Linked DNA regions of Homo sapiens: all the other regions are linked to region 3. The links are chromatin contacts, found by Hi-C or POLR2A ChIA-PET in ENCODE. All regions are on one chromosome and are shown on one strand. The core of a region is the stretch at or near the end of the contact, and the rest is flanking DNA. Distances in the headings are between cores, read along the strand shown. Region 1 overlaps ITPR1 (inositol 1,4,5-trisphosphate receptor type 1). Region 2 overlaps ITPR1 (inositol 1,4,5-trisphosphate receptor type 1). Region 3 overlaps ITPR1 (inositol 1,4,5-trisphosphate receptor type 1).

Evidence for each region. A loop is a pair of places that touch in the nucleus more often than their neighbours do. ChIA-PET counts read pairs that join two places held with the same protein, here RNA polymerase II (POLR2A). Pooled maps may share reads with other maps.
Region 1: a map of B cell shows a loop between it and region 3 (7-fold over the local background). The contact joins two enhancer-like sites. A Hi-C loop is called at or near these places in 14 of 168 maps with a recorded cell type or tissue (B cell, CD4-positive, alpha-beta T cell, CD4-positive, alpha-beta memory T cell and 8 more), 15 of 37 single-sample maps with no recorded cell type and 18 of 50 pooled maps. POLR2A ChIA-PET finds 5 or more read pairs at or near these places in 4 of 52 experiments (CD8-positive, alpha-beta T cell, GM12878, OCI-LY7 and 1 more).
Region 2: a pooled map shows a loop between it and region 3 (2.2-fold over the local background). The contact joins two enhancer-like sites. A Hi-C loop is called at or near these places in 1 of 50 pooled maps. POLR2A ChIA-PET finds 5 or more read pairs at or near these places in 5 of 52 experiments (A549, HEK293, activated CD4-positive, alpha-beta T cell and 2 more).

Annotation. Positions count from the first base shown.
Region 1 is chr3:4,517,770-4,521,157 of GRCh38, reverse strand. ITPR1 (inositol 1,4,5-trisphosphate receptor type 1) reads right to left here. Exons shown (of 62, transcript NM_001378452.1): 4 at 64-134. Among named protein-coding and RNA genes, the nearest start is that of ITPR1, 26 kb to the right of the region's middle. Within about 2 kb of position 2,022, at least 7 of the 41 ENCODE cell types and tissues checked have a DNase peak (open chromatin) inside an H3K27ac peak, as active enhancers do; they include B cell, where a contact is called at or near this core.
Region 2 is chr3:4,550,016-4,553,347 of GRCh38, reverse strand. All of the region lies in intron 4 of ITPR1 (inositol 1,4,5-trisphosphate receptor type 1), which reads right to left. Among named protein-coding and RNA genes, the nearest start is that of ITPR1, 58 kb to the right of the region's middle. Within about 2 kb of position 1,755, at least 9 of the 41 ENCODE cell types and tissues checked have a DNase peak (open chromatin) inside an H3K27ac peak, as active enhancers do.
Region 3 is chr3:4,632,137-4,635,607 of GRCh38, reverse strand. The region is part of intron 5 of ITPR1 (inositol 1,4,5-trisphosphate receptor type 1); the gene reads right to left. Among named protein-coding and RNA genes, the nearest start is that of EGOT, 120 kb to the left of the region's middle. Within about 2 kb of position 2,052, at least 3 of the 41 ENCODE cell types and tissues checked have a DNase peak (open chromatin) inside an H3K27ac peak, as active enhancers do; they include B cell, where a contact is called at or near this core.

The DNA of each region.
Region 1 (3,388 bases), core at 773-3,272, 110 kb after region 3:
CAACACACTTCAAGAATTTTCAAGTGAGTCAAGGTGACTACTCCAGGAAAGCCACCACCTTACCTCTGAATTTCTTAGGTGGATTGTTAAGGTCCCCGGTTTCTGGCTGTACAACACAACGATCATCAACCAGGCTGTAAAGAAGACAGATAAATGCTCTGTCAAGTGTATGAAAATGAAACTCTTAGCACTATGCAAAAATCAGATATCCCAGGGCTTTTCCTGCGCAACATTTAGATTGCCATATTCTCCTGCCAGGAACTCTTTACACTAGAGGCTTCCTATGCATGGATCTAAACCTAATCCAAAAGCCCAGGGTTCTGTTCTGTGAAGGACACATTAAGGCTACTGTTTTCTGTGGCTCCTTTCCCATAACCATGTCCATGGTAGATCTGAGTATAGCATGCAAGGTGGCTGAAGTCGCGAGACACAGCAAGGGGCTGTTGCATTCAACTAAGGGTAGCTGAGGAGCTGACTTTGTGCCAGGTGAATATGAGCCAGGCCCTTGCTCTTTGGGAGCTCAAGGCTAGTGCAGGAGCCTTAAGAACAAACTGATAAGGAGAATATAATCTAAGGGCTGTAAGAGAAGGAAGAAAAAAAAATACAGCCAGAAGCGAACTGTGCCTGAGGTCATCTGAGAAGCTGCAGACAGAGGAAGTTCTAATGGAACTACTGGAAGATTCGAAATAGATGTTGGAGGCTAGAGGGGAGCGTTTCCAGGTGGAAAGAACCATGAGCACAAACTCATGAAGATATGAAAGGACTGTGGAGCATCAAAAGCAACTAGTGGGGAAAGTACAAAAAATTACAAATAAATAAGCTCACATTACATAAAGACTCAGTATTTAAAGTCCTGACTGCTAAGTCTAACTTGCACAATTCTTTTAGAAGAACCACTTAAAAATATATTTTTGAACAGATGAGGGAACTGAGACTCTGAGAAGTTACACAACTTGTCCAAGCTCCTAAAACTGGTACTGATAGAACTGGCTAATCTTCCAAGTGACCACAGAACTTGCAGTTGTTCCCAGCTAACACACCATGGTTTTCCAGGGTTCCTCCATTCATCTGTGCTGCCTCCTCTCATCCCAAATGCAAGGTACCATTAAATATTCAGCCTTGACCCTTACTGTTCTATTCTCCAAGATTCCCTTTTGCCTCCTCAAGTCCTGCCTGTCTTTCAGGACTCAGGGTAAGAGCCCCACCTTCTCCACAAAGCCCCCCCGACCAAGCTTCTCCTGCGCCAGACACTCTCTGCCTCTCCTTCTCTGTCCTCCCAACCTCACTGACTGAGACTCCAAAGGGGCACCAGGCTACCAGCTCCATGAAGGCCAGAAGATGCCCAAGGCTGGCAGCTCAGTATCTATTTGGTGGGTAAATCAAAGTGTCCATGGTACCCCACCAGCAGTTTGCCTCCTTCAGCTTCATGACACAAGACTTCACTGTATAAACAAGAAGAACAGTGTAGCCAATGGCCTGAGTTCTCATGTAAAAATCAAGAGCAGAATATACATATATAAAACCACCACCTTAAGCTCCTGTAAGTATAGTAATGCCCCCAGAGCTAACATAATGCTTGACAGGGTGGGCTCAGAATCCAAGGTAGGGCTAGGTTAATAAATCATCAAGCCATGGCCAGGCATGGTGGCTCACACCTGTAATCCCAGCACTTTGGGAGGCCGAGACAGGCGGATCACGAGGTCAAGAGATTGAGACCATTCTGGCCAACATGGCAAAATCCTGTCACTACTAGAAATTCAAAAATTAGCTGGGCGTGGTGGCAGGCGCCTGTAGTCCCAGCTACATGGGAGGCTGAGGCAGATGAATTGCTTGAACCCAGGAGGTGGAGGGTGCAGTGAGCCAAGATCGTGCCACTGCACTCCAGCCTGGCGACAGAGTGAGACTCCATCTCAAGAAAAAAAAAAATAAATAAATCATCAAGTTCTCAAATGGGGAGGAAGTGGTAAGAGGAGCCCCAGTCAAGCTCAGATGACAAATGAATTGTAGATGGCACTCTGCCACCTACTAGCGGCATGATCATGACTGTGGCATTTTACCCCTACCGGTCTCAGTTTTTTCATCTGTAAAATGAAAGTTGGTCTCAGGGATTCTTAACGAGGGGGATGTTCATCAGACTTATTGTTTCCAAATATACTGACGCCAGGACTCTGTCAACCCAGCTTACTAAAGCTGTGCTGTAGGATGAGGCCCAAGAATCCTGCCCGTCTTGTTTTTATAAAGAGACAGGGTTCTTGCTATATTGCCCAGGCTGGTCTTAAAAGCTGGTCTTGAGCTCCTGGTCTCAAAGGATCCTCCCATCTCAGCCTCCCAAGTAGCTGGGATTACAGGCGTTAGCTACCGCACCAAGCTGAACCTTTATTTTTAACAAGCTAAAAAGGCAATTCAGAAGCATGCCACTGAGTAGTGTGCACACACACACACTTGCCCTCCAAGATCCTATTGGAGTTCTCAAGTTCAACCAGTAGATGAAGCCATTTGGAGGTAACCACCATCTATATAAATGGGATGGGGCTGGAGTGCTACACAGTGAGTCCCATAACGACTGGCACTCACTCACCGTAGTCCACAACAGGTCCCCCATAAATATTAAAAACAGGAAGGGTTGTCAAACTTTCTTTCCAACCCCATTTTTACACTGCTATCCTCAAATATGTGCAAGCAACTGAGAAAATAAAGTATTCATCTCAAGAAAGTATTAGCAACCCAAAGTTCAAAAAGAAGCCCTCCTCACTTTAAAAGGGCAGGAGGGACTCATCATTAATTTGTTTACAATGTTTGAGGAAAACACTTAAAAAGCACTTCATATGATTTTAAAGAAGAGATGCCCTGGAAGAGAAAGAAGGTACTAAGATCCCGGGGGCTCAGGAGGCACCTGGGTGACTGGGAAATCAAGACCCCCAGGGGAAACATGGGAATAGAGTGGGTTGAGGTTTAACCAGGCATCCAGATAGGGGCTGTGCACAGTCAAGGAGGAGGGAGAGCTGCGGGCAGACAAGGAAGCTGGAAAGAGAGAAGCTGGCCTGCAGAGAGCAACTGCTGGCAGCCCTAGCCTTGGAGTCTGGAATTTTCTGAGCTGTGAAATCTTGGGCAAGTGACTTTGCCTCTCTGAAGCTCAAAAGTTTTGCCTCCACAAACAGCAATGATGACAATGTTCACCATAGACAGTTGTGTGAGGATTAAGGAAGATGTAGGCACAGTATTTAGCATAGTGCCTAGCACACAGCAAATACCCACTGGGCTCATTTAGTGCTTTTCATTTATTACTGTTGCTGTCATTACTGAAAAGAAGAAGAGGGTAAAAGAGTCAACCATAGACGATGAAAACAGGAAGGAGCCAACCATGAAGAAAGGAGGGAGAGTCAGAGGC
Region 2 (3,332 bases), core at 506-3,005, 82 kb after region 3:
CACACACCCTGTCTATCTGTCAAAAAAATCATAGCTGGAGTCTGCCCATCTGTGTCTTTGGTCCTGTAATTCACTGTAGAAAAATGTCCCACCCCTCTATCCCAACCCTCACTCCATTCATGTTTAATGCCCGCCCATCCTTTGTTGCCCGGCTTAATATGCCTTCTCCGTAAGTTTTTCTACTCATGACATCACCTCCCACCACAATAAACTTCATCTGTGGTCCCATGGCACTTTAAAACAGCACCTCATCTATTCTTTATAGTGCACTCATTCAACATGCTTTTGTGATGAAAGACACATCTGTTTTCTGACAGATGTTTCACTTTGTGTTGGGGATGCTGGGGTCAACGAGAAAGTCCCTACCCACAATCTAGCAGCGGAGTTAGGCATAAAATAAATCATTACTGTCACATTGTGAAATATATATTTGGTCTTTGACCCTGTTTCCTGGCATACAACCCCTAAAATCCTCAGAAATGCCAAAGTGATGTCTTTTGCATGCTAATGAGTTGACTGGTAGCTGGCAGCCCCCAGGCAGCTTCTAGATGGAGCTGGTCACCAGAAAAAAACAAGGCAGGATTAGAGGGTCCAGCTTTCAGCCCAGAAAGAGGAGAGGGAAGAGAGGCTGAAGGTTAAGTTGATCACCAATGGCCAATGATTTAATCAATCATGCTTACATAATGAAGCTTCCATAAAAACCCAAAAGGACCAGCTTCAGATAACTGAACATGTGGAGGCAGACAAGATGGTGAACAAGAACTCATCCACCCACTGGGAGGATAGTGGGCCCCAACTCCATAGGAACAGAAGCTCCTACACTCAAGACCCTTCCAGACCTCACCCTGTGTATCTCCTCCTCTGGTTATCTGTATCCTTTGTAATATCCTTTATAATAAATGGGTAAACATGCTTCCCTGAGTTGTGTGAGCCACTCTAGCAAATTAATCCAACCCAAAGAGGTGGTCATAGGAATCCAAACTTAAAGCCAGTCAGTCAGACGTTCCAGAGGCCCAGACTGGTGTGTCAGGTGGGAGGTGGGGCATTCTTGGGGGCTGAGCCTCCAATCTGTGGGATCTAATACTATCACCAGTTAAACATTAAAATAGAAGATACCCAGCTGTTGTCTGCTGCAGAATTGATTGCTTGCTTGGTGATGGGGAGAATTTCCCCCACCCCGTTTGTCACAGAAATCTGTGTTGACTGCTGTTGAGTGAGAGACTAGAAAAAGCACTTTGAGTTTGTTTTTTTCCACAATCAGAATTATCCAAATAATTTCTGCATTAGAACTGTGATAAGCATCCTAAACAAAACAGATAAAAATACAAATGGGATTACTTCTGCTATCCTGAGACCTAGATTAAAGACAAGCCTGTTTCACATGGAACCTCCAGAGCATATGTAATAAATGTTCGTTAGAGTCAATCAAATTATCTTTTCTATTAAAAGTTAACTCATTTGAGAGTAGGGACCTTGCCTCAGACAGCAGAGATGTAGTCAAAAAATAAGATACGACTGGTTGCAGCTATTGCTTGTTGACTTACCAGCTATATAACTTAAGCCGACTTCTCTGATTTCAGATTCTTCATGTGAATAAGAGAATAAGCCTTTAGAAACTGTTAAAAGTACTATATACATGGAGTATTATCTGTATCTAGCCCACTACAATTAACACATGCTGTAAATATAGTGAGGGTTTGGCAGATGTTTGCTGAATGAACATTAAGTCCCTGGCCAAGGCCAGGGGTGAGCTCTGTTGTGACCTTGATTCATGAGCAAGAACCAACGTCAGCCCTGAAACAGCTACTCAACCCTTTATAATTAAAACATGGAATAATCTCTCTAGATAAGAAGCATGGACACTTCTTGGCAACGCTGAGAGATTAGAAAGATCTGTTCTCATAAAAAACCCTGTATGCTGAAGCTATCAGAAGACAGTATTTTCATAAGGACACATTTCTGAATCGCTTCATGATTTCACATCTCAATCTCAGCACCAAAAGTGAGGGCCAGTAGAATAACTCATCCCATAAATACGGTGATACTGCTATGATTCTAACACCATCTCTTCATTCCCATTATTTTTGCCTTCTAGACTCCAGATGGTCTTTTTTGTTGTTGTTACAAGCAGACCAAGACAAGAATAAGAGCAACAAAACACATGTTGCAGAAAAGGCACTTCCCTGAAGCCCTGCCTTGGCCTCCAAACCTCCACTATGAGATGCCGCAGCTGGTATCTTCTCTTCCAAGTTGCTGTCCCCTCAAATACATACACATGAGCACTTCAGCTACATCTGCTCTGTGGGGAGGGGAAGATAGCTCTATGTGAGATGTAAACACAAAGGCAGGCAGCACTATTCTATTCTCAGTCCTCTTCCTCTTCACCAACCATTTTTGTTCCTAGTGGAGTCATCTCAATCTTCAACAAGTTAGTGTTTCTTTTCTTTCTTTTTTTTTTTTTAAAGACAGGGTCTGCCTCTGTCACCCAAGCTGGAGTACAGTAGCATGATCATAGCTCACTGCAGCCTCTACTTCCTGGGCTTGGGCTTGAATGAGCCTCCTGCCTTAGCCTCCCTAGTAGCTGGGACTACATGTGTGTACCACTATGCCTCGCTAACTTTTTAATTTTTTGTAGAGACAGGATCTCACTATGTTGCCCAGGCTGGTTTCAAACCCCTAGTTTCAAGCAGTCCTCCTACCTCTCAGTGTTTCTTCTTTTTTTTACTTCTTTCAGCCCATGCTGGAAAAGTCTGCCATTTGTCCCATGAACGAAATCTAACTTGGAGATAACTGGCCTAATTATGCTCTCAGGGAATTTCTATTTTTCATGTAACAGTTTAGGGATATTTATTATGTCCCAGGCATGAGGATAACAATAGTCTGCAATCATTTATTATGGACCAGGCACTACATGATTTTCATGAAGCACGCAATAAAATCACTGTCACGACCCCGTTAGGTAGATGGCAGCGCGTCTGTGGGTTGGACGGTCACCAAGCGCTCTGGCAGCGGACTGGTCAATGCCCATTTGCTGTCACCTGTGCCTACAGTGTTTCTGCTGTGAGATGGGGAAGCTTGCTGTGGCCCTTGAGTCTAAACAGCACATGTGCTGGAAATCCCCAACATGGCCCTGCTCAGAGAGATCTGGGGTCTCAGAGAACTTTTAATAGCCAGAAATTAACCCCACCGAGAATAGCTTTCTGGCATGCGCCAAGCTGTTAGCAGACAACTTGCTAATAATGACAGGGGAATGTTAAAACTATAGAGAAAGAGACTGAAAGCACAGGAAATCCTGCAGACATTGATTTCATTAGCCAAAACAGTCCTCTAAA
Region 3 (3,471 bases), core at 803-3,302:
TTTGGGAGGCCGAGGCGGGCAGATCACAAGGTCAGGAGATCGAGACCATCCTGGCTAACACAGGGAAACCCCGTCTCTACTAAAAAAAAAATACAAAAAATTAGCCGGGCGTGGTGGCGGGCACCTGTAGTCCCAGCTACTCGGGAGGCTGAGGCAGGAGAAAGGGGTGGACCCGGGAGGTGGAGCTTGCAGTGAGCCGAGATCGTGCCACTGCACTGCAGCCTGGGCGACAGAGTGAGACTCCGTCCCCACCACAAAAAAAGAAAGATATTGAATTAGTACCTTTACTGAGTTAGCACCTTTCTAAAGGATACTCAGGCAATATTGACCAAAAAACTTTTCACTCAACATAACATTGACTTAACAATTCCACTTCTAGGAGTTTCTCCTAAGAGGACAACCTGGCATATGCACAAGGCCATACAACTTTTTTCAGAATGGCAAATGTTGTCAAGATCCTGAATATCACTCCCTACCTAACGTCTGCCCATAGAGGCTGCTTATCTAAAATGACAGTACTGCCAAACAAGGAAGTAACCGTGTAGCCATTAAAAATGAGGATAGAGGCCAGGTACGGTGGCTCACGCCTGTAATCCTAGCACTTTGGAAGGCTGAGGCGGGCAGATCACCTGAAGTCAGGGGTTCAACACCAGCCTGGCCAACATGGCCAAACCCCGTTTCTACTAAAAATACCCCCAAAAATTAGCCAGGTGTGGTGGTGCATGCCTGTAATCCCAGCTACTCAGGAAGCTGAGGCAGGAGAATCACTTGAACCCAGGAGGTGGAGGTTGCAGTGAGCCAAGATCGCACCACTGTACTCCAGCCTGGGCAACAAGAAAGGGAAGTGAATAGCACACTCCTGTTGATACTTTAAAATGTGGAGACACAGGAACAGAATAGGGGGTAGGAGAGTAGGGAAAACATCAAAATAAAACCCAAGGTTATCTTTGAGGAACACAATTTACGAATCACATCAATTAATATTTTTTTGCTTTTCCTACTCACAGATTTTGGAATACTCCTCCTAAAATACAAGTGTGTAGTTTCTTCAAAAACACCTTCATCATGTCTCTGTGTCAGGTACTCTGAATTTTTTAAAGTCATGCCATGGCTCATGTCTGTAATCCTGGCACTTTGGGAGGCCGAGGTGGGTGGATTGCTTCAGCTCAGGAGTTCAAGACCAGCCTGGGCAATGTGGCAAAACCCCAACTCTTCAAAAAATACAAAAATTAGCCAGGCATGGTGGTGTGTGCCTGTGGTCCCAGCTACTGGGCAGGGAGGTGGGAGGATCACTTAAGCTCAGGAGGCTGAGGCTGCAGTGAGCCGGGAACATGTCACTGCACACCAGCGTGGGTGATAGAGTGGTGAGACTGTCTCAAAAAAAAAAGAAAAAGGCATCTTAAATGTGTTACCTTTTCATTACTTTAAAATCCTGATAATTTAAATATCTATTACTCTTTTCCCTTGAATAATGGGTTGCGGGCTGTTTTTAATTTCTAAGGGGAAAAAAAACACTCTATGAAATGGTTCCACCACTATTATTCACCATGTTCCCTAAGCAACATCAAGGTCTGCCCCATCATAGCCACCTGTTATTTTATTTCAGCAACAGAGAAACTATTATCGAATGACAATAGAAAGGTGACTGAAACAGTAAGGAAAGGTTATTTTGTTAAAGTCAACAAGCTCTGAATCATGTAATGCGATATTGAAGCAAGGCTTCTAAAAACAAGCAATGTAGTACCCAGACAATAAGGACCTGTCACTCCTCTAGCTCTTCCTAGCTGGTCAAAGCTGTGACTTAAGTAATCATTTCTCAGAACAAAACAATGTAGGTGCTTGTTTCAAGGTAACAGCTATGCTGCTGTCAGAAAACAGTAGTAATGGCCTTTAGAAGAAATTTATGTGATTTGCGGATGGGAAGAAGCTCATTTTGTCAAGAGACCCTTAGGAAAACATGACCAAGAGAGTCAAAATCCAGTTATTCCTGCAGAAGGAAAAAGCATAGACAGTATCCAGCCACTAGATGTCACTCTCCTTCAAAGTGCTGTTGATGTTGCTCATCCTAGTCAAAAGGAAGTCAAGTGGTCTAGACAACTAATTCCTTAAATGGCATTAATTTAAAATAGTCTGACTTCTGATTGGGGTGCTGCATAGTAGTTGAGAAAAATAAAAATGAAAACCCACTGGAGACTGGCCATCAGTTCCAAAGGCAAAGTGGCTGTCCAAAATACAACATCGTATTGGCTGGTGGGAATGTAAATTGAATGAAATATGTAGATAACTTTAAGACACTAGGGGGAAAAGTTCCAGCTAAGTAGGAAAGTAGGAACTGCAGAAAGTGAAGCACAAAGTCAACATTCAAGACCTGAGGCCGGGCCCAGTGGCTCATGCCTGTAATGTCAGCACTTTGGCAGGCCAAGGCAGGTGGATCATGAGTTCAGGAGATCGAGACCATCCTGGCCAAAATGGTGAAACCTCGTCTCTACTAAATACAAACAATTAGCCGGGCGTGGTGACGCACCCCTGAAGTCCCAGCTACTCAGGACGCTAAGGCAGGGAAATCGCTTGAACCCGGGAGGTGGAGGTTGCAGTGAGCTGAGATCGTGCCACTACACTCCAGCCTGGCAATAGAGCAAGACCCCATCTCAAAAAAAAAAAAAAAAAAAAAAAAAAAAGACCTGAAAGTCACATCAGTAATCTTAAATCAGGGAAAAGAACTGGCTTCCTTTTTTATTTTTTAAAAACATAAACAGCATGAGAGAGATTTCTGTTTTTCTCTTTTTTCTTTTTAATAAGGAGTTGACCATTTTTGATCACCTTATGATTGAACTTTTTTCAACCATGCTGTTTTCTTCACAGTTCATTCATAGGAAGGAGTGTCGAAAGGACTTGCTGATGAAACATAACATATAGAGCACAGGTTGCAAATGGGGCTGAAGAACCACATCCAGCCTGAGCCATTTCTTTTGGTGTTGAGTGTATATTTCAAGCCTTAATTGAATTAGTTCCCAACATCTTTTTAAAATTGAGATACTACACTAAAAGCATGGATTTTTATCTTCTCTTAAAAAGTGGAAGACGTGGCAGCAGCTCTCAGCCCACATTCCCAAGCAGTGACAGTAGGGAAGTAGAGCTGCCCCTCCAGACCCACCCATGGGACTCTCCACTTGGCAACACTACCCACCAAGCCCACTTTATTCCTGTTGATTTCCCGTATGGCCAAGAGGAATCTGAATTTACAACCCCTGTGGTAAAAAGTATAGGAGAGGAAAGAGTTGGAGATGTATTAATAAGATCTCACTGAACAAAATGATCTTTATACCAGAAAAGCAAAGTGAGGACAACTAAAGACACATAGACCCTCCAGAAAGATAGCCCCCTATGGGCATATGCACTAAATATACATACATGCAGGACTGACCAACCTTCCCCACCTATTCAACTAGATTCCCATGTTCCCAGCACAGA